Regions from separate parts of the Mus musculus genome. Here all the other regions are linked to region 4. A link is a loop called in an ENCODE intact Hi-C map of the cell type or tissue named here. Cell type or tissue: heart. All regions are shown on one strand. Links, peaks and the distances in the headings refer to the core of each region. The heading gives the core; the rest is flanking DNA. Region 1 has its middle 8.2 kb from the start of 2810030D12Rik. Region 2 overlaps Mcf2l (mcf.2 transforming sequence-like). Region 3 overlaps Mcf2l (mcf.2 transforming sequence-like). Region 4 has its middle 12 kb from the start of Gm15353.

Region 1 (5,972 bases), core at 299-5,298, 310 kb before region 4:
TTTCCGAGACAGGGTTTCTCTGTATAGCGCTGGCTGTCCTGGAACTCACTTTGTAGACCAGGCTGGCCTCGAACTCAGAAATCCGCCTGCCTCTGCCTCCCGAGTGCTGAGATTGAAGGCTTGCGCCACCACACCCGGCTGACAAAATTTATTACAAGCGAAGAATGCACACACACATAGGTACACAAAAACACAAATAACACACAGAGAGAGAATTAGAAACAGAGAGACAGAGGCAGAGAGAGAGAAACAGAGAGAGTCAGAGAGTAAAGTACAGAGAGAAAGACTCTCTGCAAAACAGAGAGGACACTGATAGCTAAATTCCCTGGGCCAACCTAGGTCTTTTAAATTGTTCTGTTGTTTTGGTAGCACAGGGCAAATTCCCCTCCCCTGATAGTGGGCTGTTCCGTTTAAACAAAGAAAGGGGAGTATATATGCCCACACTTTGGGTAAGCATGCTTAGGACAGGCCTTGTACATATCTGACCAGCTTGAACGGGAACGGGAGCGCTGGAAGGATCCCCCCCCCCAACACCCCCATAGCATCCCCAGGCCTTTTTTTTTTTTTTTTTTTTTGGTCTCAGGTCGGGAGAACCCGTTTGCCACCATGATTCTCTCTCTGTGACCTTTCCCATATCTCTCTGCCTTCTAGGGATGATGTTTATCTTCTGCTCCCGCAAAAGGAGAGAACTGACCCCTGAAAGTTGTTCCTCCACCTCTGCACCATTGTGTTCGGTGCCCCCCAAAACAAATCAACAAATAAATACATAGAAGAAAAAAAATTAAATACGAAAGTATGCTCGTCTTTTCGATGACTCTGACAGAAGAAAATCAAAGTGTTCTATTTGCATACTCAGAGCTCTTCCGAGTCGCTGAGCCCCTTGCGGACGCTCCTCGCAGTCTTCTGTGGTGGAGCTTTCTTCTGCAGACCCTGACCTACCAAGTGGGAACTTAGCCAATAACTCAGAAGAAATGGAACAGCCCGAGTGCATCTGGTGAAGCGCCTGAGACAAAAGTAACAAAACTGTGTCCACGCTGAAACAAAAAGTAACAAAACCATGTTCACACCCTGGGACCTACACTCCCATCACCCTTGATGACAGAAGATGAAGGAAATAAAAAAACACAGAGGAAAGTGAGCAGGGTTCTATCAGGTGAGGCATCTGGATGGACAGACAGCACACAGGAGTGGCAGTGCCTGTGCAGAGCAGGAAGCCGAGCTGTGCTGTGGGAAGAAGGGGATGGTGGGGATGGATGCGCAGCTATTGAGCCAGTCTTTAGTCCACACTCAGGACGATCCCAAAGCTGTTGTTTGTACTCTGCCAGCTTTAAGAGGGTATGGGCTGGGAAGATGGATCAGCCGCTAAAGGACTGCTCAGTCAACCGGGCTGGAGGTGGAATCCCAGCACCCATGTGGAGTGGCTCATAGCTCAAGCTCTGGGGTGTATCTAAAGTCAGCTATAGTGTACGCATATAAATAATAATAAATAAATAAATAATATTTAAATAACCAGTACCCCGGAGCTCTTAACTCTAGCTGCATATGTATCAAAAGATGGCCTAGTCGGCCATCACTGGAAAGAGAGGCCCATTGGACACGCAAACTTTATATGCCCCACTACAGGGGAACGCCAGGGCCAAAAAGAGGGAGTGGGTGGGTAGGGGAGTGGGGGTGGGTGGGTATGGGGGACTTTTGGTATAGCATTGGAAATGTAAATGAGCTAAATACCTAATAAAAAATGGAAAAAAATAATATTTAAAAATTAATAAAAATAAAAACAAACAAACAAACAAAACACAGTGCAGCCCTGACATTGGTGGACAGGATTCAGTAGGGGTGGGAGAGGCTGGGAGCCAACACTGTCTTTTGCCTATGCTTTCAGACAGCTGTAAGTAAGGCTTTGGCTTAAGGAGTGGCAGGGGTGGAACTGGCTGTTGATAAATGTCAACAGCTTCTAAAAATAAACAGGCCAGAGTCCCAGTGCTCAGAACTTGTGAGGTTAGTCCCCACTGGAGTGCAGGCCACCCTTTATGGGCATCTGAGCTTCTTGCTTTGACCTTACATCAAGAACAAGAACCCTAATTAAGTCAGCTTCATTCAGGGTTAGTCCCTGGCTTCCCAGTGCCACCTCCAGTCTACGCCACAAAGACACCAGGCTGCTACTTGACAAATGGCCAAGCTGCCCGCTGTGCTTGACGTGTGTGTTTACGACACACCAGTCCCCAAGATTATGTACCAGATGCTAATGCACAGGGAGGGCATGGCTTGCTATAGGTGCATGCTTGTAATCCCAGCATCCAAGAGTCTGAAGCCGGAGAATCACCAGAAGTGTGAAACCAGCCAGGGCTATGTAGTCTGACTATCTGAGTTCAATACCTGAACCCCACACTGTGGAAGAGATTGTTGGATAAGAGAACTGTCTCCAGGGAGCTGCCCTCTGACTTCCACATGTGTGTGTGCAAGAACATGCATGTGCACCTGTGCATGTATATGTGCACACAGGCACACAATAAATAATAACACAAATGAATGTAAAACAAAGAAATAAACCCAAATCAGGGAGATGGGCAGGAGCAGGGGGAGAGGTTGGTCAACCAAAAGCAAGCATGTTTGAAAAATGTCACGAGGGCACCTGTTACTTTCTATGCAAATCAAAAATATTAAATTAAACTTAAGCTAGATTGAGAAAGAAGGGCAGGCGTGCAGCTGGCAAGCTGACGGATGCTCTCCAGGCTGCTCTGGCCAGCTGACAGGGGAGAGGCAGGGAGAGTCGCATTCTCCATGGGGGAGGAGCCTCTTGGCACAGATGTTCCCTGTGGGGAGGAGCAGGTGACTTCTTCAAGGAACAGGGTGAGGCTGACAATTCTGCATTTTCCGGAGGCCTGACACCACCCAGGATTCCGTTAAACCCACCAAGACATAGACCCAACCCTGGAAGCTGGACCAAGCCTTTCTCAGTGTCTCATTTCCAAGGCTGATAAATACTGCAACCTATTAGTTTTCATATTTAGGTATCTCAGAAGTAGCATTTCCTTACAGGGACCACAGTCTCCAAATGTGCTTAGTCACTGTTCTGCAGCAGGGCAAGAAAGCCAGAGGCACTGTTGTCCCTAGATGGTCCCACTGTTCCTGTGTCTAAACAGACACTGCCAAGGCTGGCTGCTCACACCCAGAAGGTGGCAGTCAAAGCCTGTACCCTGCTCCTTCAATTCTCTCTCTCTCTCTCTCTCTCTGAATTATTTATTTTATGTACATGAGTATACTGTAGCTATTTTCAAACACACCAGAACCAGAAGAAGGCATCAGATCCCATTATAGATGGTTGTGAGCCACCATGTGGTTGCTGGGAATTGAACTCAGGACCTCTGAAAGAGCAGTTGGTGCTCTTAACCACTGAGCCAGCCCCTCCTCTTCTTCAAGATATAGTCTCACTAGGTGGCCCAGGTTGGCCATGAACTCCTATATAGCCCAGGCTGGCCTCAAATTCATAATCCTTCTGCCTCAGCATCCCTAGTCCAGGCATGACTAGCTATACCTGATCTATACGTGATCTAGTCATGAGCCGCCATGACTAGCTATACTGGTCTATTTTAACATTTTATTATCACTGTGTGTGCACATGTGTGTGCTCGTGTGAGTGTGGGTGTATGAGTGCCACACTGTGTGTGTGAAGGTCAGAGGACCACTTTCAAGAGTCGATTCTCTTCTTCCACTGGTTTTGGGGCAGGGTTTCCCTTCTTGTTTCTGGCATGTAGTGTGCTCCAGGTAAGCTGGCCCAAGAGCTTCTGTCTCCATCTTTCGTCTTGACATAGAGCTGCTGGGGTTACAGATGTCAGCCATTGTATCTGGCTTATTTACACGGGCTCTGGGGATGGGGCTCAGGCCATGAGGTTATGTGAACATTTGGTTTTTTAACCTCCTGAGCCTACTTGCTGGCTCTGTTTTAATTTTTATTATTTCTCTTTATTTTGAGACAGGACCTCATGTCTCAAACCCAGGCTGGCCTCAAACTCCTATCAAATCAAAACCATAACACTTTCTCTCTCTCTCTCCCTCTCTCAGAGAAGATAAGAGACGTTTATTTTGGAGATAAATGTGAGTGACCATGGCCGTGACCATGGAACCCAGAGAGAGTTAGTTTCCCCTAAATTCTGGGTTAACAGTGTGGAAGCAGTTTTACGAAGTTTCTCTAGTAATGGAATAAAGTCATAAATAAATAAAAATGAATCAAGGTGCTTTTCAAATACATTGTTGGGAGCATCAGAGAGGCTGGCTACAGGAAAACAGAGAACCCTGTTGTAGGCCTCACGTACTGATGGTACCTTCGGGTTTGGGCTGGTGGAAGCGAGTGAATATTTTCCAAAGGGAACCTGGTTCTCTATGCATTCCAGGTGCTCCACCTCTGTCACATAGCTTCGAGGACTGTCAGGAGAGATTAAAGATGGCCTGAGATAAGTTGGCTCTGAACTTGCAACATTCCAACCTCTCCACATTGGTTGATCAGTCTCCTCGCAGAAGGTTCAACTTGAAAAAGCAACTCCTTTCTGGGAAATTTCGTGCATATTCCCCAAGAACTGTCAAAACCTAATTGAGATAGGCATACATTTACATGAAATGTAGAAGTCAAAAAGAAAAAAGAAACAATATCATCTCGTTATCCTGAAGCCATGGGAGGAGAGGCAGGGTGTGTGGTGGGAATATCTGGATGACAGTCCTTCCACAGGACTGCTAGGGAAATGTGCTTTTCCTTTGGCTTTCCATGACAGGGCTGTGTTCTGTCTGGTCATGCTGTCCAGAGGTGGAGAACCACAGTGACCCAAACTCTGAACCAGAGAGGTCTTCTGTCCCCCAGGGAATTGTCAATAGGTTGTCTGCCTAGCTTTTTCTTTTCCTACTCCTCTCCCCACCCCTGCCTCCTTCCCCTCCCCCTCTCCCCTCCCCTCCCCCTCTTCTCTCTCCTTCCTTCTTCCTCCTCCTTCCCCCTTCCACTCCTCTTCTCCCAATCCCCAGACAAAATCTTACTCATACTCCTCTCAAACTAGTAATTCCCCTGCCTCTGCCTCCCAAATCATGGGATTAGCAGCTTCAGAGACTTTCATCTCTAATCTCTCTCAAGGGCCTTCAGAATGCTGTCAAGGCAATTCCACCCAGGGAAGAATATGGTAAAAAACAGTGTGGTGTCCTTAAAAGGGACAGATGCTTGTCTCCTACTTGCTAACCTCCCCACAGAGATAATCAGGCCACAAGAGGCTGATGGGAGTAGGCTCTGCCTACAAGGATGGGGGTCAGCTCTGGGCCAGTAGGTTATAAAGCACGTGCACGGTGATGTCAGAAGGAAACCCATTATTTTATATGACTAACACACACTCTGTTTTACAAGCTGCATTTGGAGCCAGTCCCCAGCTTCATGATGACCCTTCGGAGATCCATTCAGGGAACTGGCAGGTCTGGACCCACCCAGCTTCCCCAAGCCCCACCCATTCACCACCCTAAACCTGTTTGCTTTCTTTAAAGTTCCCTTGGATACAATCTCAGGGGATGGGCTGCCAGGCGCTGGGAGTGCCTTTTGCATCTGCTCAGGTGACTCTACATTCGGTGACTTCAGGATCTCTCTCTCTTTTTTTTTATAGAATTATTTATTATATGTAAGTACACTGTAACTGTCTTCAGACACAACAAGAGGGCTTGTCAGATCTCATTATGGATGGTTGTGAGCCACCATGTGGTTGCTGGGATTTGAACTCAGGACCTTTGGAAGAGCAGTCAGTGCCTCTTTCAGTGCTCTTAACCCCTGAGCCATCTCTCCAGCCCCAGACTTCAGGATCTCACAGGGATGAAGTCGCCAGCTCAAAGGCATGGGGACCTGAGGTTGGTCATGCTGCCACCCTGCTTTCTCCTGTAAGTCAAGTGACCTGTTGAAGTCACTCTCACAGGTCTGGCTGAGCTAAGCCAGTCCTTCCTAAGACCCTGAG
Region 2 (5,972 bases), core at 514-5,513, 83 kb before region 4:
GTGAAAAAATATTATGACACATGAAATACTGTCTTACTGTTTCTATTGCTGTGATGAAACACTATGACCAAAAGCAACTTGGGGAGTAACAGGGTTTATTTTGGCTTACACTTCTTATTGTTCATCAGTGAAGGAAGTCAGATAGGAACCCAAACAGGGCAGGAATCTGGAAGCAGGAGCTGATGCAGAGGCCATGGACGAGTGCTGCTTATTAGTTTGCTCCTTTTCATTATAGATCTGCATAAGAGTGGCCACTAATAACCACATAACACAAGCAATACTAGATTGTCTTGAAATCTCCTCTGCCAACACCAGTAATTAAAAAACTCTTCAACTTAGCCTCAGGGAGATTTTTTTGGACAAGGATAGAAAGCAGCCACATTCTTTGCCAAAATATCATATGAAATGGTTTATTAATATTCTCCTCTGAAACCTCTTGCACTGAGCCATCATAATCTACATTGCTCGCAGAACCACTGTCTCCCATGCTCCTACCAGTATGGCCCATTACTCTCTTCTCAAAGCATTCAACTGCGATCCTAATCCAAAGTCCACATTCTGCCAATGAGCAGCATGGTCAGGCCTGTCACCGTGATACCCGACTCTGGGTACCAACTTCTCTCTTAGTGTTTTATTGGTGTGAAGAGACACCATGACCACAGCAACTCTTATAAAGGAAAACTCTTATAATTGGGGCTGGCTTACAGTTTCAGAGGTTTAGTCTATTGTCAGCATCACAGGTACCAGTCCCTAAATATTATCCTTGTGTTATTGTGCTATTCAAATGCTGATTTCTCTGCCCTCTATCTTGTTTCAATCTGGACACAGCATTGTAACGCTTAAGTCAAGAATCTCCTGTTTCAAGTTTATGTAAACAATGCTCACCATTTATTATCTGCCTTGTCAACAAATCTGATTAGCCAATGCCTGGGCTAGAAGAGAGACTAGGGTGGGACATGTGCCAGCCAGGGGAAGGAGAGAGAAAGAAGAGTAACAGATTGAGTCACAAGGAGGGAAGAGAGCAGACATCATGAGAGTTCAGTTAGAGCATGGAAAGCTCTAAATGCAAGTATTATGGGGTTTTAACTGGGAGGTAGCCAGATTAGCTAAGAGGGTTAAAATATATCATTTGACTGCCTAGGTATTGCAGTAAAGCCTTAAGCTAGTCTTGATCTCTCTGTATCACTATTGGGGAATTCGCTAGGATAAAGAAAAGCAGCTACCATATTAATTTATAGCATACATATGCATTAAAATCAACATTTAGAGGTATATTTATGGATGGTCTACCCACTGTAGCTAGTTGATGGCTTGGCAGTTGAGCCTGGCCAGGCACCTGTATCCTCATTCCCTCTGCCCAGCAGCTCACAGTTGGGTACAGAGAACTCCTGGGGCAAGAGGTTCCATCACGATTCCAGCCAGCTGGGACCAGGCCCCACTTTCTGGGTGAGGACCTTTTGACTTTCTGTGTGGCTATGGGCCAGGTGTGGGACTAACAATGCCACAGTCCTTGGCCAAGGCTTCATGGTGACTCTGTGAAGGTGGGGCTCTATCTTGTTAAGCACCGAAAAGTTTTTTTTTTTTCCCCCATTGTCACAGAGCCCAGATGGTTGGACCTACCACACTTGGTCACTAGGACACAATGGCTGCCTCCTAGGGTCACACTCACTGAGGAAATCTTGGAATGAAGCAGCCTCACTTTCCTTACCATCACTGGCACCCTCCAGCCTCAGAAAGCCACAGCCCTATCCTGTGTCCTTCGACATGGGCTCAGGCAGTCCCTCCTCCTGTTGCCAACATTTCCCTCCTTCCCTCACATGCCAGGGAGCAGGAGCACTAATGTATAGGATGAGAAGGCTCAGCTGAAGGTGGACCCATCCTCACAGTGTCTCTTGCAAGCCAGGCACTGGATATGGCCTCAGGAGGATGGCGGTGGTCTCCTCGGGCTCCTGAAGGGAGTTGCCCTGGGCCTTGAAAGACAGCTATGGCTGTCTAAAGGTGAAGAACTGGAGGAGGCAGCATATGGGGGCCTCAGATAGAGACCTGCCCCCCACTGTGGTCCTCAGCCCTAAAACATGCAAGGTAGGCTTCCGAGGTGGGCATGCTAGCTAAATTTGAGGGTTACTTTATCAAAAAAAGGCCCAGAAGTCTCACAAAAGCTGTTTCAGGAGTGTGGAATTTGCTGAAACCTTCTTTGAGGCCATTGTTTTGAAGGCCCGAGGTCTGTCAACACCACAGAAAGAGCAGTCATAGAGTGACAGGCACAGAGCCAGGGTCTGTCCTGCAACAGACATAAATGCCCAGCTGGGTCATAATTCCGCAAAGACCTAGCTCAGCAGGATCTTCTCATTGGACCCAGTAGGGGCATCAGGAGGCCCTACTCCATCTCACATTGGTTTGGGGCAGCAGAGGTCAAATACCCCAAGCCCTGTGACATCAGTGAGAAAGGCCCTACAAGAACTCATGCTATGTCCTCTGGGCATGGCGTGGTTGCTTCCCTCTTTAAATCAGAACACCTGTGAGTACTCACAAGCTCAGACCTACTATCCCCTCATAGAAGGAGTGGGTGGGGGGAGTCACTGGACTCCACCTGAGATTCTAGGCACCCCGCTCCTACCCGCCTCCCTGCACATAATCCTGTCTGGCTCTACATGGTTTGGGGTTGCCTTTACTGTGGTGCAGCTGTTCGGGGGTAACCCATGAACATGTAAGAAACCCAGACAATGCATGACTTTGAAAAGACGGACTTGGATGGACCTTTCTTGGCTTGTCATCGACATCATCTGCCCAGGAGAAGTTAGCCCTTATAGTTCTCATCAGTAGGTGCATCATGGGTAACAGTAAACACTCAAGGGCCAGCAGCAAGAGTGAGCGGGTGTTGGGGCTGGGGTACAGCAACCAGCACTAAGAACCCACGACCTGAATCCATGAACACTGGCATCCCAGTGGTTGGTAGAGGGCTGGTCAAGGCGACATGTTCCCCTGTGGTGCCTGGATGAAGGGAACAGGCATGTGAGATCAGCAGAGGGGGTGGGGGCCTGGAGAGAGGCAGCTGGAGTGAGCTGACCAGAGGCCCAGGGGTCTCAGGATAGGTTCACCACAGATGGAACCTCTCTTGCCAGTGGGACATGTCCCCTTGATTGTGTAATGTCTCGTCCTACCCAAGTGTCACTGTCTTAGTGACACTGGTATTTAAAAGCAGGTGTTGGAATACAGTGTACAAGATTTACAAAGGAGTTATAAGGATGGAAGGGGTGGGGGAGGGGGAGTAAGTGAAACCAGGCCAGACAGAGGAGCCATGGGGCTCACAGTAAACCTGACTTGACAATGGTTTGACTAATGGCGCCCTCGTGTGGTCAGTATGAAGCTGCACATTCAGGAGGGCACTGGAGGTGGGTCATTAACTACCCTCTGGGCTCCTCCTACCAGGTGCCCAGGCCTCACAGCTGACTGCCCAGAGAGCATAAAGGGACAGTTTGTGAGGGCCCAGTAAGTGCACAAGGGCAGCGCCAGGACAATAAGGCCATATTCCCGAGGTTACCCATCTTCCCTAGGCTGCCTGGTTGGCTCCTGTGGGTTCAGATTTTGTTTGTTTGTTTGTTTGTTTGTTTGTTTTAGCATTGGCTGAGGATGCCTGGAGTCAGCCAGCAGACTCACAGTTTTATTAGACTTTCCTGAAACACATGGGACCTGGTCCTTCTGGGCAGGAACAGGGATGGGGTCACAGAACAGGGTGGGCTCCTCCCACCTGTGCATAGTATTACTTATGCCTGGCTCTGGGCCGGTGTCCCCAGCCCCAAGGCTCCCTGGGGCACAGGTGCATGCTATGCGCTGGTGGAGGGCAGAGGGACTCAAACACTCAATGATCAAAGTACTCCTGGCTCTGGAGGACAGGGAGACTGATGGAACCCACAGGTCAGCAGCAGCCACTGGGCACAACCAGCCCCTCTCTGAACATTGGAGAAGAATCAGAGCCTCTGATGTCAAAAATGGTGTGAATATACCCAACTCACAGCCATCTTGGCTCAGGAGCCTCTGCCCTCACTTTCCCTGGTCTCTCTGTCAAAAGCTCCTGTGAGCTCTGTCAAATCAATCTGTGCTCAGAAAGAACTCATCACACCTCACAAAGAAATTGTTGCATGTGCACATGCGTGTGTGTGTGTGTGTGTGTGTGTGTGTGTGTAGTGGGGGAGTTGCCACTCACTGTCTCCATTGTGGCTTCAGGGCACTTGTTAGTGTCCTCCCTGAGGGCTGCCCAAGGCTGCCAAGATCTTTCTCCTCAGGCACCCCTTCTACTTTGGATTAACAAGTAGTATTCTGACACACTGGCTCCCTCTCAGCCACTGTCAACTCCCTGAATAGCAGCTAATGGCACTGTGTGACAGGGTGGAGGAAGGGCCTGGGGAAGGCCACCAAGAGCCACTATTTGTGCCTCCCCGAGTTACCGCATGGTACAATGGCACAGACTCTAGCAGGGTGATGGCAGCTCTTCTTCCTCTTGAACAAAAGACCAGGACAGTCACTGCCCTTGCCTCTGAACGCCAGGCATGTGCTGGTTACATGACACGTGTCACAGACTGCAGCTGCCCAGTGTGGCAGCCCCTAGCCATGTGTGAGCAGAAACAACTACTTTGTTTTCTTCCATTTTAACTTTAAGCGGCCACACGTGGTCAGTGACTATCACACTGGATGGCAGTTACAGAGGAAGATAACTAATGAGTGATGGAGAGGAAGTGGCCTCTGGTGGGGTTAGGAGAATGCGACTCAGAAGAACAGGGCGGGACCGCATGTGAAGGTCCCTGCAGAGAGTCTTCAAGAGCAGAAGTCGCAGGGACTCCTGGGAGCTTCAGAGGCTTTCAGCGCTCAAAGCACTGGACTTCACAAATGAAACGCTGCTGTGGGAAGCCGAGGTCTCGAGCAGTCTGTGAGAGCCAGGGACGAGATGGCAGGCTTGTCCACGTGAGTGTCCTCTGCAGTCCTCTTGTCCTGATCCAAAGCTGGCCGTGGGGGCTGAGCTCCCCTTGGAAGCCACACACGGTGACCATCCAGGTAAGCATTGTCACAGACAACAGCAGGGACAGCAGGAGGATGTCCTGGATCATTTTTTATCAACTTGACACGCGCTAGACTCCTCTGGGATCAGGAACTCTCAGTTGAGAAAATGCCTCACTGAGACAGGATCAGGCTGCAGGCAAGCCGATGAGGTACTTTCTTAATTAGTGATTGATGAAGGAGGGTCCAGCCCTCCTTGTGGGTGGTCCCATCCCCAGGGCTGATGGTCCTGGGTCCGATAAGAAAGCAGGCTGAGGAAGCCGCAGGAACAAGCCTGTAAGCAGCACCCCTTCACGGCCTCAGCATCAGCTCCCGCCTCTGGGTTCCTGTTCTGGTTTCCTTCAATGACTGCACAGTGCTGTGAAAGGGTGAGCCAAAGCCCTTTCCTCCCCAAGTTGCTTTTGGTCATGTTCTTTCATGATAGATAGCAAAAGTCACCCCAAGTCAGACAGAGGAGCAGACTCTGGGTACATGAGACTCAAGGAGACTGTCACCAACAGGGACGAAACATGAAGGCATTGATTACTATTAATCAAGTAACTGCCCTTCATGGCAGCAGGGCCCCAACCAAGAAAGCATGGGCCCCCAAGTCCGCCTGCTGACAGGCAGGTACACTTGGCCCATCTACACTGCGGAGAAAGCAGTAAACAAGGCCAATGTGAAGGACACCCCTAAAGCGCGGCTGGGCGAAAGGCGAGCTGAGACTCAGGGTCACACTGCCCACCACACGTGGGATCTTGAGGTTAACCAACCCTCATCTGTGGTTCCCGGTGAGGAGGAAGCAGAGGCAGAGATTGGGCATTTAACACCAGCGTGGCAGTGGCTTAGCACACGCATGGTTGCACACACGCCCTCTCTCCCAGAACACTCACACTCCATGGAAACTTCCATCTGAATGCATGGCACATCTGGCTGCTTTG
Region 3 (5,972 bases), core at 267-5,266, 97 kb before region 4:
AGTTCCGAAAGGGTCCTACTTTGTGTGGTCGCAGCAGCCAGCCAAGCTCTTCATCTGTAGCTGGCCCTCACCTTTCTCTTGTCCTTTCTGAGGCCATTCTACCATGAGTTTTAGATGAAAATAAAGACTTTGCTTTGTAAGCTGTCAGGCAGATACTACAGAATAAACTTCCAAAGGCTCGGTGCAGATGTTATTTGATACCCTGACATCTATTATTCAACACTGAGTCAGTGTAAAGCGGGGGCTCTCTACTGGGGATGTCTAGAGACAACCTGGTTGTTACAATAGAGAAAATGCTCTGGTGACTTCTGGGCGGAAGTCAGGGTTGCTGGGAACCGAGTTTCCCAGCAAGGAGCCATTCCCAGTGCTGAGAAGCAGTCTAGATGTTAGGTCCCCACTGAAGTACGACGGCCAGATACAAAAGCATTAGACTCTCAGTTTGAGCTGGAAAACAGAGTTCTCACAGAGCTGCTCCATTTTCTCTTGGTTCTTCTAATAAATGTATCCACATGCTGCCAAGCAACCTTGGCTCATAGCCAGTAAGCCAAAGACGGATTGGGTAACTCAAGGAAGCCTCTATCCTTAACCTTAGTACGTGTGTGTGTGTGTGTGTGTGTGTGTGTGTGTGTGATACATTTCCAATCATAACAGAGAAGGTGAGGAGCCCAGAGTGCTTCTACAGAGCTCTCTTGCCATGAGATCAGTAAAGTGGAAAAGGTATCAGATACCTTCTAAAAGCCAAATTCTCCGATAATTCTAGAATTTATCTAAGATTGGTCTGTGAGCTTACTGGTGCCAGGACAGTTTCTGTAAACCCATTTTAACACCTATTAACATAATACGATGAAATAGTTTTATAAAAGAGACCACACACTATCATAGATGGCCTCAACCTTATTTTCCCATCACGTTCAGAAGTAAGGGAAACTGTTGTTAGTGTGGCTTACTTGCTGAAGGTGGGGAAGGGCCAGGCACATTGACGTCATCTGATCATAAGAGGGGAGGGGCAGAGTGTCACTCCAGCATCCATGGGGCTCAGTAGCAAGAGCTATGAATGTGTCTCCCATATCTAGTTTGGGGATCAGGACTTGACCTCTAGCTAGGTGATCAATTGCAGAGAGTGGTTCTGTCCTTGACTAGGTCTAAGAAGTGGGCTGTCTAGAAAGAGATGCCATGAGACATGGGGTTGAGTATCTTCCCATAGACCTGGGGGCCAGTTATTCTCGGAGCTACCAATTCTCGACTCTTAGAGAGTCACAGTCACCCCTTCAGGACTTGGGGGGGGCTGAGCATTCTTCCCTAGCCATTACTCTGATTCTTGAGGAAGACTGCTGTAGGGGCAGGGCAGGGTGGGTAGCGAGCCCAGCCTCCATTGTTGCTGCTTTGAAGGGCTCTAGCCAGTCAGGGAGCTGGTGTGAGGGGTGGACAGAGGCTTTAGACAGTTGGGAAAGAGAAGGTATCCGCCACCTGAAACCCGAGACACAGCAGACAGCATTGTGGACAGCGACCAGCCCAAATTCTATTTCCAAAAGCCATCTGGGTGACACTGCTGGTGTGTGTGTGTGTGTGTGTGTGTGTGTGTGTGTGTGTGGGTCCCACAGCCTGGCAAATGGTCCCTGTGCTCCCATTCTCTTTGTGAAAAAGAACCAGACTCCTAGGGTCACTCTCTGGCAGCTCCTGGGTGCCAGGAGTCACGGCTGTGAAGTGTGTGCTTTCAGGAACTTTATCTTGGTTTATCTTGGTCTTGGTTTTTGAGGGGAGTAGAGTACCACGAGGGTCCTTTCTCAGTGGGGGATGAGAAGGGCTGACCCATGCTGGTGGGAGACATGGAGGTAAGGGAGGAACTCCCCTGCTGGGTTGCGGCTGGCTGAGGTCCAGCACATGTGTGGCTAGCAGCTTAGGTGCCCTCCATGGCCTCAGGACACACAGATGCCCTCCACCAGCCTCCCTTTCTCTGAGATGTTTGGGGTGTGCCCCTCACAGTGGGCTGGCATAGGACAGTAGGTGACTTACAGTATTCTGATGCAGTTATCCCCTGGGACCTACCCAAGGCTGTTGCCTTGAATGGATGGACCACTAGCTTGGGCGGGGCAGGGCTCAAGGGAAGTGGAGCCCACTAAGCTTCCACTGCCAGAGCTCAGGGGCAGTGTTGCTTCCAACCAAATCTCTGGGGTTTTATTTGCTAGGTCACTTTGTGAGACTTTACCACATGCCAAGAATGTACTTAAAGCTCGCTTCTGCTGACACGGCTCAAGCGAGCACTCACCGGCACTTTCATCTTAAACTCATCTCTGTTGAACTTGAAGGCAATGTCCGAGAGAGTCCTCTGGAAAAAGCCCGTGGGCCGAAGAACAAGGACAAGCTGCAGGTTGGCTGGGAAAGATGCCTGCAAGACACAAGGAGGGCCTGGAGCATTTGCCACGTGTGGCCTAGGCCATGCAATGGGCCTGCCACTGCAGCTGACAGTGGGGCTTCTGCATCGACACTGTCAAAGGGTGATCCACTCCCAGTGTGGAGTACTCAGAATGGACTCATATGGAGCAAGGCTCTTCCATACTTCAGGCACCCGAATCTCAGACTTCCAGCCTAGAGAATATGTATCTGTTGTTCAAGCCACCCCACCTGTGCCATCTTATCACTTCAGCCACAGGGCACTAATGGACTCATAAAGAAAAGAGGAAGCAAGAAGATATATTGTGTAGCACCTAGAACCAAGATCAATATAAGCTCCCCCAGCATGCACACACATATACACAGCCTTGAATAGCTAATTCAGCATTTGTGGTTACTCCTTGCCTCTTGCGAGGTGTTTGACCTTGCATAAGTTAGTGCCTATGTTTTCCTATCTGCAAAATGGTGACTGAAGCTGATGCCTGCCTCGTTACTGATTATGGGTGAGGGAGTGAGTCCAGCTCATGTGGTCCTGGACACCGGGACCTCCCACCCGGGAAAGTGTGTATCAGCGCCCATCCCTTGCAGCTGGACTTCCATTTAGAGAAGTGGACACTGGCCTTGCCCTGGAAGAAAACGTTCTTTTGTTGCACCTCGGGCCCTTGGTTCTCACAGGGCCTGCGACATGGTGGTGCTCGCCTATTTCATGCTTTTCAGTCATAGGTAGGATGAGAAGCAGGGGCTGGGTCAGGGCTCCTTCTTCAGGAATGAGAGGCAAGGTGCTGGGAACGACTGAGGTCCTGTTGCAGACAGCACCCTCCAGTTCATACTCTTGCCCCAGTGGCCTGGCATGCCCCTGCCCTGCCATGGCGAGGTTGCTAGGGCATGCCTCCGCCCACAGCCTTCCTATACGCTGCAGGCACATGTCCAGCTGCTCCCTCCGGAGGCAGCTATGCACAGGCAGTGCCAGTTATCAGACTTAGTCCCTGATGCCTTGGGTGAAGACGAATACTCAGACTCAGGACAGAACACAGCCCTGCAAAGGCAGAAGCCGGGGGCAGACTCTCTCTGGGCAATGTCACACAAGGGTTGTTAGTCTCGTCCTCTCTGTGAAATCGGACACCACTATTTAAGGAGCCACTGCTGGGGCAGGCAGCTTTCCTCGAGGTGACAATGAGTCACCTTTCTCCAAACTACAATTAGCTTTGTCACCCAGAACCACACCTCCCAGAAGACTGGCTTTGTAGGATGGGATAAATGCCTGTACCCTTAAAAGATAAACAGCTCCCCCCATTCCTACCAGGTACAAGACGCCCCGGGGTGAGGTGCCCTCCACTGGCCAGAGGTGACCTTCAGGCCCATTTGCAGCCACTGTGTCTTCCTTTTATCTACATTAGTTTCTGTTAAGCTATTGAATTTCCATATAATTATATAAGAATTAAGATGAACGTAAGCTGCGTCTTGAGGTTGCACAAGGACACACACCAGCCACTATTGTTACACAAACAGCAGCAGAGTAAGGAAGTATCCGCTGCTCCAGCAGAGACAGTACCCTCTGCTCTAGACTCCGTCCTTTGTGTTCAAAGCTGGGGAAAGTCAAATAAAACCCTCATTTCTAAAACACAGAAGTAGACAGATGAAGATCTGACCCTGGTGTTTTGTAAAATACTCAATAATTTTGAACAGTAAAGTGGCAGTACGTTTCTAACATAAAGTATCACTTATTTTCTGAGTGACGCCTGAGCTGAGGTCCAAGTCTTCCTCAAGGCTCAGAGTTATGTGTGCCCAGCCTGTGTCCTGTGCTTCATCAAGCTGACCCCAGGCCAACCTCTCTTGTCTGGTAGCATCCAACAAACAGAAGCTAATATGGAAACGGGCAGTGTTAACCAGCCAGAAAGACCTGGATATGCCTCCTGAGAGGCTAAATGCTGGCCAGGGCCTCTGATGAGGGTTCCAGACACCAGCCACAGGTGCATGCATGAGACCAGTATTAATAAATCACAAGGTCTCCGGGGACCGATATCTCAGGGTGGATCTGCACCCCCATCCATGCGTGCTCCCCACAGGCGACCTGGAGCACATCCTCACTGACTTGACATCAGTCAGTCTCAGACAAACAAACATAAGGGGATCCAGCCACCCAAACTGGAGAGACGTTGCATCGTTGCATCGGCGGCAGCTGTTAGGAAAATGGGACAATACGATACTGTCAGAGAAGCAGCTGTCTTTCTCGTCCCCACCCACCTCAAGCAGGTGCTTGCATGTTCTTTCTGCTCTGCAGAAGCTCCAGCTGGCTCCTGTCACAACTATAGGGGACAACGTGACTACAAAGCTCACTCTGGGACCTGGAAGGCATCTTCTGCACTCTACTGGTCAGCTTATAACTTCTCATTCTTATAGGGGCAATGGGGCCCACATTTGCCCTCCGGACAGAGAATAGTCACCGGATCATTGGTGGGCGGGCACAGCTGCAAAGAAGTGCCTGCAGGTTAAGTGGGAGGTGCCCATGGGGACCCAGCACCACCTGCTGCAAGGCCACATGAGGAAACACCTATAAAATAACATTCAGTATACTCTCAGCTTCTGTAGGAATCAAAAGATCTGCAGACACAGGAGGAAGAGTGCTGAGCAGCAGGCTAGCCCCAAAGCATGGCACAGATGACAGATGCTCGTCAGACAGAAGAGCCATCTTCCAGTGGAGAAGTCCAGGGATTTGACCTGATGGGGCACATGGGTGCCCAGTACCCACTGTGGAAGTTCCCCGCTGTGGTGGCTAGCTGAAGCTGGAGGCAAGGAAACCAAACCCAGGGTTTCTACAAAGCTCCTGGCTTCCGGCCTTCACAGGTATCTGTGTTACCAGACCTAAAACAAAAGCTAAACAGACCATTGAGATGGCACAACTGGCTGCTCTCATCACTTGTCACCGACCTTGGATTTTAACAGAATATATAAAAAAGCATTTCTGGGAGGAAGTAGACTGTTTCCATAGTGTATCTTTAGATTTAGAGACAATTATTCCTGCCATAATCGTAACAATATTAATATCACGTTGCCACAGGGTCTCGGTTTTACAACAACACAGCTTTATTCTCAGTGGGCTCATAGCTAAGAACTGGAGGAAAACTTCCCACAATTGTGTAACCAGTTATTAAATGGGCTCAGCAAGCAGTGTGTGCATGTATGTGCAGGCAGGTGAGTTGTCATGTGTGTGTCACATTCCTGCATGTGCCTTTGTGCGTGTGTATTTAGGTACATCTGTGAACATATGAGTATGCATGAGTGGGGGTGTGCATCCAGACACATGCCTGTGTATGCAAGTGTACCCATATATGAGTGTATGTAGGTCTGTGCACGTGTGTTAAGTGTCCATGAACCCATGTGTGTGCATGTACACCTTTGCATTTGCCTGTATGAGTTCTTGTGCACATGTATGTTTTCACATCTCTGCATGCATGTGTCTTTAAGTATATGTGTATGTGTGCCTCTTAGTGTATATGCATGCAGTACATGTCTATCACCTGTATATGTGTACAGACATCTGTCTATATGGGTATGCTTCTGTGTATGCATGTACATAACTG
Region 4 (5,972 bases), core at 303-5,302:
ACCACCTCTGGAAAATCTGCATGCTTTCTCTTCAAAGTTGCCATGATGTCTGCCCCAGCGCACAGGCGAGCCTGTCTCACCAAGTTCTCTGGCGTTCGAATGGTCACCGCTTTCAGTGTTAGCTGTTCTTCTGGGTGAGGACAGGTGACCCGTTCAGCTGCCACTCAACAGGGCTGTCCACTCCTGTGGCTGAGTCTGAGGCTGTCTTGTTTCTCCCTAGGTGTGTGGTTTGTGTATCTTTCCTCCCAGTCTAGAGCTTATCTTCAGTTCTGCTTAACATGACTGTCCACAAAGCACAAAATTTGAGATTTGATAAGGTCAAATGTATCAAGTTTTCCTTTAATGGGTGTCTTTGGCATTAAATGGAAGAGCTGGTTCAGTTCCGGGTTGTAAATACTGCTTCCTGGTTTTCCTCAAGGTTTTATGGTTTGGCATCTCATTTTTAATTAAAATGTAGGTTCTTGCCCAGTCACCTCTGTATGTCCAGCTTCTCTGATGTCACCTGGGAAAGCTCTCCTCCTTCCTTGAGCTTCTGTACCTGAGCCAAAGGTCAGGCCTGCGGGATCTCTTCTGAGATTCCACGTCTTTCATTTAATCCTTCGGGGGTCCTCTGTAGACCCACTCTGCCTTGGCCGGGCAGCAGAGTAAGAATCCAGATCAAGAACGTGGCTTGACTCTTCGTAAGATGGATGTAGGTGTCCCAGACCCCTAGGTTTTCCCTAAGGTGTGCGGTTTTATAGGTAGCAGAGCCAGGCTCACTCCTCCTCTGCTCGTGGGATGCTCTTCCTTCCTTGGTGTTTCTCCCAGTTGTCTTTCTGCCTTAAGCTGGCGTGTGTGGGGGCGTGACTCAGCAAGGCTCCCACTCAGTGCTGACCTCAGACTGCCTGACCTCTAGAACTTCTATCCTTTATAAGATGTTCAGTTTGAGGCCTTTTATCACAGTCTCACAAACAGACTAGGCTAGTTCCAAATCCAGGGTATGAGAAATGAAAGGAAAGCCCAGAACTCCCATGGCTCCTGGGACAAGAGGTCTCGGCATGCCTTCCATTCCCCGTTACAGGGCACTGCATTGAATGGCCGAGGGACAAGCAGGTCTCCCCACTATTTGGGAAGCCACACTTAATCTCTCCTCTGGAGCTTTTCTTAGGCAACTGTCAGTATATCCAGCTTCCAGGTCCCTGGCGAGCTCGTTCCCCAAGAGAACAAAGTTCATTGTCCTGCCGGTTCCTCTGCTTCAGAGGAAACTGTGACCTCCAGGTAACCTCAGGTTTGCTTTCCTCTCAGAGGAGTCTTGAGGGACTGGAGAACAGGCACAGATCTCTGCCTGCCTCTGGGACCTCAGCATGAAACAGGACCCGATGTACCAGCGTCTGTTGGCAGGACTTGCTTATGGTGTTTATTCCCAGAGATAAAGCATGCGTATCAGCACGGGGCTCGGAAGAAAGCTACAGCAGAGGGCTGGCTACCAAGGCTGTTCTATGCCTTGTGTGTGTGGTAGTTATGTCCCCGGGGGTCGGACATGGAGTCCTGAAGGGAAGAAGCAGAATCTTAGACACACATACTGGGGGATCTTGGGACATACGTAGGAGGGTCTTGGATCTAGTCAGAGCAAGATTCCAGCCATTCACAGCAAAGTGTGGGTAGGGAACGGGGCAATGAGCTTTCAGCACAGCCATTGAAAACTCTAAAACTTCAACAAACAAAATGGACAAAGATCAGGGTCCAGAGCAGAACACCAGTCTGTTCTCTCAGGAAGGAATGACAGACACAAGGTCACTGTTGATGGCAAAGCCCACTTAAAGTGCCCCTGGCCCAACCAGTCAACACCCCTGAACGCTGGCTGAGAAAAACACTGGCTGCTTCCATCTTCCTAGTTGCCCCAAACCTGACTGACCACACCTGCCCATGCCGATTTAGCCTTCCTCCAGCCTCCTTGTCTGGGAGAGGCAGAAAGAATAAAAACTGAGTGGTCTTCTGACCCTTGGATTATAGCCACGCACCATCCCCCATCCGCCATCCTTCTCTTCCCCGTTCCTAAGCAACCCTACACATAGCCCTGTAGCCCTTAGCAGACTCTTCACTCCACCACAGTGCCTCCCACACACCGGTGAAGGAAACTTCCAGAAGGTCCATGCTGGCTCACTGCACAGCTGAGGCTACCACAGGCCTCATTGGGGGCTGTGTCATTTCCTTCCCAGGGGAAGAAACTGGAAACCCAGGCAGGTGGAACCTGGGCACTGAACATTGAGCACCTCAGACTGCAGCCTGCCCCTCAGTGTCCCCCTCCCCCCTCCCCCAGTCTAAGTCTTTGCACTTGGCAGGTGGGTCCCTCTAGCCCTGGCTCTGTGGCTGAGGGATGGCTGTATAGCTGTCAGCTCTGTGAGTGGCATGCAAGCATACACAGACTGAGTGCAGAGATAAGGTTCATTTCACTTTTCTCCACAAAATCCTGTGTGAGAAGCCTGGGTTTGGCGCCCGTACATGGATGACTGCATCTTCAGAGATGTGCACAAACATTCTTAGGGAGATTCCCAAAAACCAGTCTCGTCCAATGCGGAAGCAGTGGCTGGCTGTGGTTACTCTGCCCCCTAGTGAGCACTTTGGGTTAAAGCAGCTTATAGTGGAGGGTACCTGGTAGATAGACCCAGGATGGCACCCACACTCCCTACATCCCTCCACCCGGCTCCTCTGGTAAGCAGAGGACATCCTCAGAGATAAATAGGACTCCACAGACAGTGGGGAGCAAGGGGGGGAACGACATCATCGGGCGCTGAGCTGGGCTTGCTTATAGAGCTAGTTGTGCAACGCCTGTTGATCTTGCTTCTTTGATGATTCTTACTTCGCTGAGAGAGGAGGCACAGCCAAGAACATCTCCTGGTGTTGCTGCTGGTTCGTCCTGCTGACTCATGCCAATTTGACTGAGGCCTGGCTGTTTCTGCTAGGTCGTGCCCCTACTGCTGTCCCAACACTACTGAACTGGACTGCTGGTGTATCTGTGAAGAGTTTGTGAATGGATCAAGAAGCCGCTGCCAACCTGTGAACTGAACTGCTGATTTCCTGACAACGCAGATGGGATTTGCTCCAAAGAACCACTTCTAAACAGGTCCACTTACCCCACGTCCTTTCTTTTCACTACCTCTGGTGGGTGGTGGGCTAAAAGGGAGGTTAAAGCATTTGAGAACCATCATTAAAAGTAGGCTTTGGAAATTAAAACCACAGGTGTTTATTTGGCTTTCTTCCAGGGCACACTGTCCATCCTGTAGGGAAGTCACAGCGGGTACCTGAAGCAGTTAGTTGTATCCGCTCTGCCTCTCTGCCCATGTGTACCATTCAGGGCCCAGACACAGGGGATGGAGCCCACCCACTGTTGGATTTGGTCTTCTTCATCATTTAGCATCAAGACATCTCCCATAGGCATGCCCATAGCAAATCTGATCTAGACAATCCCTCATAGCGGCATTCTTCACCAGTGATTCTAGATTGGGTCAAGTTGACTATTAAAGGTAACCGGAAGTGGGAAGTGGGTTTAATTTCTGAAGGAAAGGGACACAGCCACCTGTCTGCTGTGAGGAGTACTGCATCTGGTCGGACACAGGACCGTTCTGTAGACATACAGACATACTCTCTGGTCCCCAAGCTCCTCTCTGGGCTGTGGCTACTATCTCGTCATCAAAGCTTCACCGACCAGGACAGGGACAGGCCTCTCAGTGGGCGATGCTTCAGAAAGCTGCCAGGAAGGAAGCCAGGTCATGGGGATGAACCTGCCTCCCACGGAGAGCGCTGACTCTGACAGTGGCTTTAGTCCTGAGCACAGCTTCTACAGCAGATGTTCTGTTATGGCATCAGAGGCATCTCAGTGACACACCCAGGCCCCGGGCTCACTGCAGCTCCTTACCCAGGCTGCTCAGCATGTCCCCCTTGTCCTCATAGCCATGGGGTTGCTGCTATCGCCTGCCCCCACCATCACGCCTGCTGCTAAGGAGGGAGGCCCTGATACCTCTCCATGCAGAGGTTCCTTCCTTCTCAAAGAGACTTAGTCAGGGAATTCTGCCCACAGCCAGCTCCCAAGCAGGGTACTGGCAGATGTGCAGTCCTGAGTAAAAGGGGAATGGGAGATATGGTGGAGGGGGTGGGTAGGAGCAGTGGATCTGTCATGGACACACCTCCCTTCTCCTGATGCAAGATGGTGACACATGCCCCAGATGACATTTCTTGGCATGCTATCTCAGAGGCCTCCTTGGGACTGGCCAGCAGCTTTCCCTGCCTGGAAAGAAACCGGATCTGGACCTGCTCCCTGGATTCACAAGGCAGGACAGGGAGCTCGGACAGGCAGGGCTCCACTGTGACCAAATGATTATGAGCTTATGCACTAGGGAGGCGCCAGCTCTGTTCAGGGCACAGGCCATGGAATTCCTAACTAGGACGATCAGACCCCAGCTCACCTGCATCGTGGGCAGAGCACAGTGCAGCAGCAGTTCCTGTGTGGCCCGAGAGGGCTGGGACCACATCCCACATTCTTAAGCCGCCTTGCAGCTATGGCTGCAAAGGTCATCACCTTGCTTATTGTCCACTCCTTTTTGAAAGTCACACCATGTAGCCCACACTGGACTAGTGGCAGTCCTCCTGCATCAGCCTCCCGAATGCTGGTATGATGGGAGCAAACATTTACCCTGTGTGGCACCACAGAGGCAGCTGCAGGTGGCCATCATCTCCACACCCTGTACATCGTAGAGGGTCCTGGGTCATCCTCTTATGGATCACTGTCCAGGAGGTGGGCGGCCTAGGAACTTGCAACCCCCAAAGCAAGAAGATCCGTCTCTGAGGTGTGATGCTGCCTGACCTAGGGTTGCTCAACAGTTACAAGGCAGAACATGCCCACAGGTGGGCCAGTGCTCCCATGTGCATGCCCACAGGAGGGCCAGTGCTCCCATGTGCATGCCCACAGGAGGGCCAGTGCTCCCATGCTCACAGTCCCACCACTGACATCTGGCCCATATACATCACTGGTACAGGGGGTACACAATGCCATCCTGTAGCTGTTTTGACAGTCACAGCAACACACCGAACTATATATAAGTCTGCCTGCAACTACTATTTCAGATGTGTGTGCATACTTAAGAGAAGACTTGTACTAAGTGATTGGCACGTAAGGTTTCAAGTTTGAAGTCAAAGTCATCGATTTTGATGCAGTCCTGAGACCCATGGAGAGCTGACCTACATAGCCAACAGGCAGCCAGGGCTCCCTTTGCCTGAGCTGGCCGTGGGCAGTGGACACCCGGAAGGCCATCTGGTTCACCTGGTGGAAGTCCAACAGAGTTCCACATTCAGCTTAGCTCAAATACAGCGTCTTTCCACGTGCCCAGAATTGGAGGCAGTGTTGTAGAAGACGTCTCCTGTACCCACAGACACACGAGGAAGAATGGTGATAGCTGCTTAGTTTCACATTAGTATAAAACACAGCAAGACTTACATAAAGAGTCAGGCTTTTCCTAAAGACCTAACAGTTTTATGATGGAAAACATCAAGTCTTCCTGGCTAGAGGAATTGCGGTCCTGGCTATATAGGTCCCTTAGAATTGTGGAGGCATGGTTGATGCTATGAAGTGGGCATCGCCGGAACCATGCCCAGCAGGAGCCTTCCCATGATGCCCTACTTGTCTGTCACACTACTGGGCATAAGTGGGATAACTTCCACTGAACCCCAAGTCTTAAGGGGTGAATCTTCAGGGGTATGTGGCAGGTTATCCTGGGGATGGCAGGTCCCCCCCAACCACTGAGAGAGTGACTTCCCCCCTTCTGCACACTGCAACCTCCAGACCCTTGTGGCTAAGTGACCCACACTGACAAAGTAGGGACCAGGCCCTGCTAGATGAACCTGCAGCCACTTCAATTATACTCCTGGAAAGGGCACTTGCCTTGTGTCCCCAGCAGGACTGGCTTATTCTGTCACTGATGTCAGTGTGTACTTGTGGG

Evidence for each region. Peaks named below come from ENCODE experiments on the same cell type or tissue, not always from the same donor. Only the 100,000 strongest peaks of a DNase experiment are listed, where the experiment ranks them.
Region 1: a loop joins it to region 4, with 4 times the contacts of the local background. A loop is called at or near these places in 9 of 42 quality-filtered maps.
Region 2: it touches region 4 in a loop (3-fold over the local background); 9 of 42 quality-filtered maps call a loop at or near these places.
Region 3: it touches region 4 in a loop (2.2-fold over the local background); 5 of 42 quality-filtered maps call a loop at or near these places.

The regions. Positions count from the first base shown.
Region 1 is chr8:13,205,976-13,211,947 of GRCm38, reverse strand. No RefSeq gene overlaps it. Among named protein-coding and RNA genes, the nearest start is that of 2810030D12Rik, 8.2 kb to the right of the region's middle. In heart, for the core only: a CTCF peak has its summit at 3,159 (motif pointing right); DNase peaks (open chromatin) are centred at 1,987, 2,787 and 3,075; H3K4me3 peaks cover 204 bases; H3K27ac peaks cover 4,464 bases.
Region 2 is chr8:12,976,307-12,982,278 of GRCm38, reverse strand. All of the region lies in intron 3 of Mcf2l (mcf.2 transforming sequence-like), which reads right to left. Among named protein-coding and RNA genes, the nearest start is that of Gm38671, 31 kb to the right of the region's middle. In heart, for the core only: a CTCF peak has its summit at 3,354 (motif pointing left); no DNase peak of the experiment used is centred there; H3K27me3 peaks cover 386 bases.
Region 3 is chr8:12,990,243-12,996,214 of GRCm38, reverse strand. Mcf2l (mcf.2 transforming sequence-like) reads right to left here. Exons shown (of 31, transcript NM_178076.4): 5 at 2,267-2,386. Among named protein-coding and RNA genes, the nearest start is that of F7, 33 kb to the left of the region's middle. In heart, for the core only: a CTCF peak has its summit at 3,337; no DNase peak of the experiment used is centred there; H3K27ac peaks cover 1,108 bases.
Region 4 is chr8:12,893,310-12,899,281 of GRCm38, reverse strand. It overlaps a transcript of Mcf2l not described here. Among named protein-coding and RNA genes, the nearest start is that of Gm15353, 12 kb to the right of the region's middle. In heart, for the core only: CTCF peaks have their summits at 2,591 (motif pointing left) and 3,571; DNase peaks (open chromatin) are centred at 1,291, 2,071 and 2,572; H3K27ac peaks cover 760 bases; H3K27me3 peaks cover 449 bases.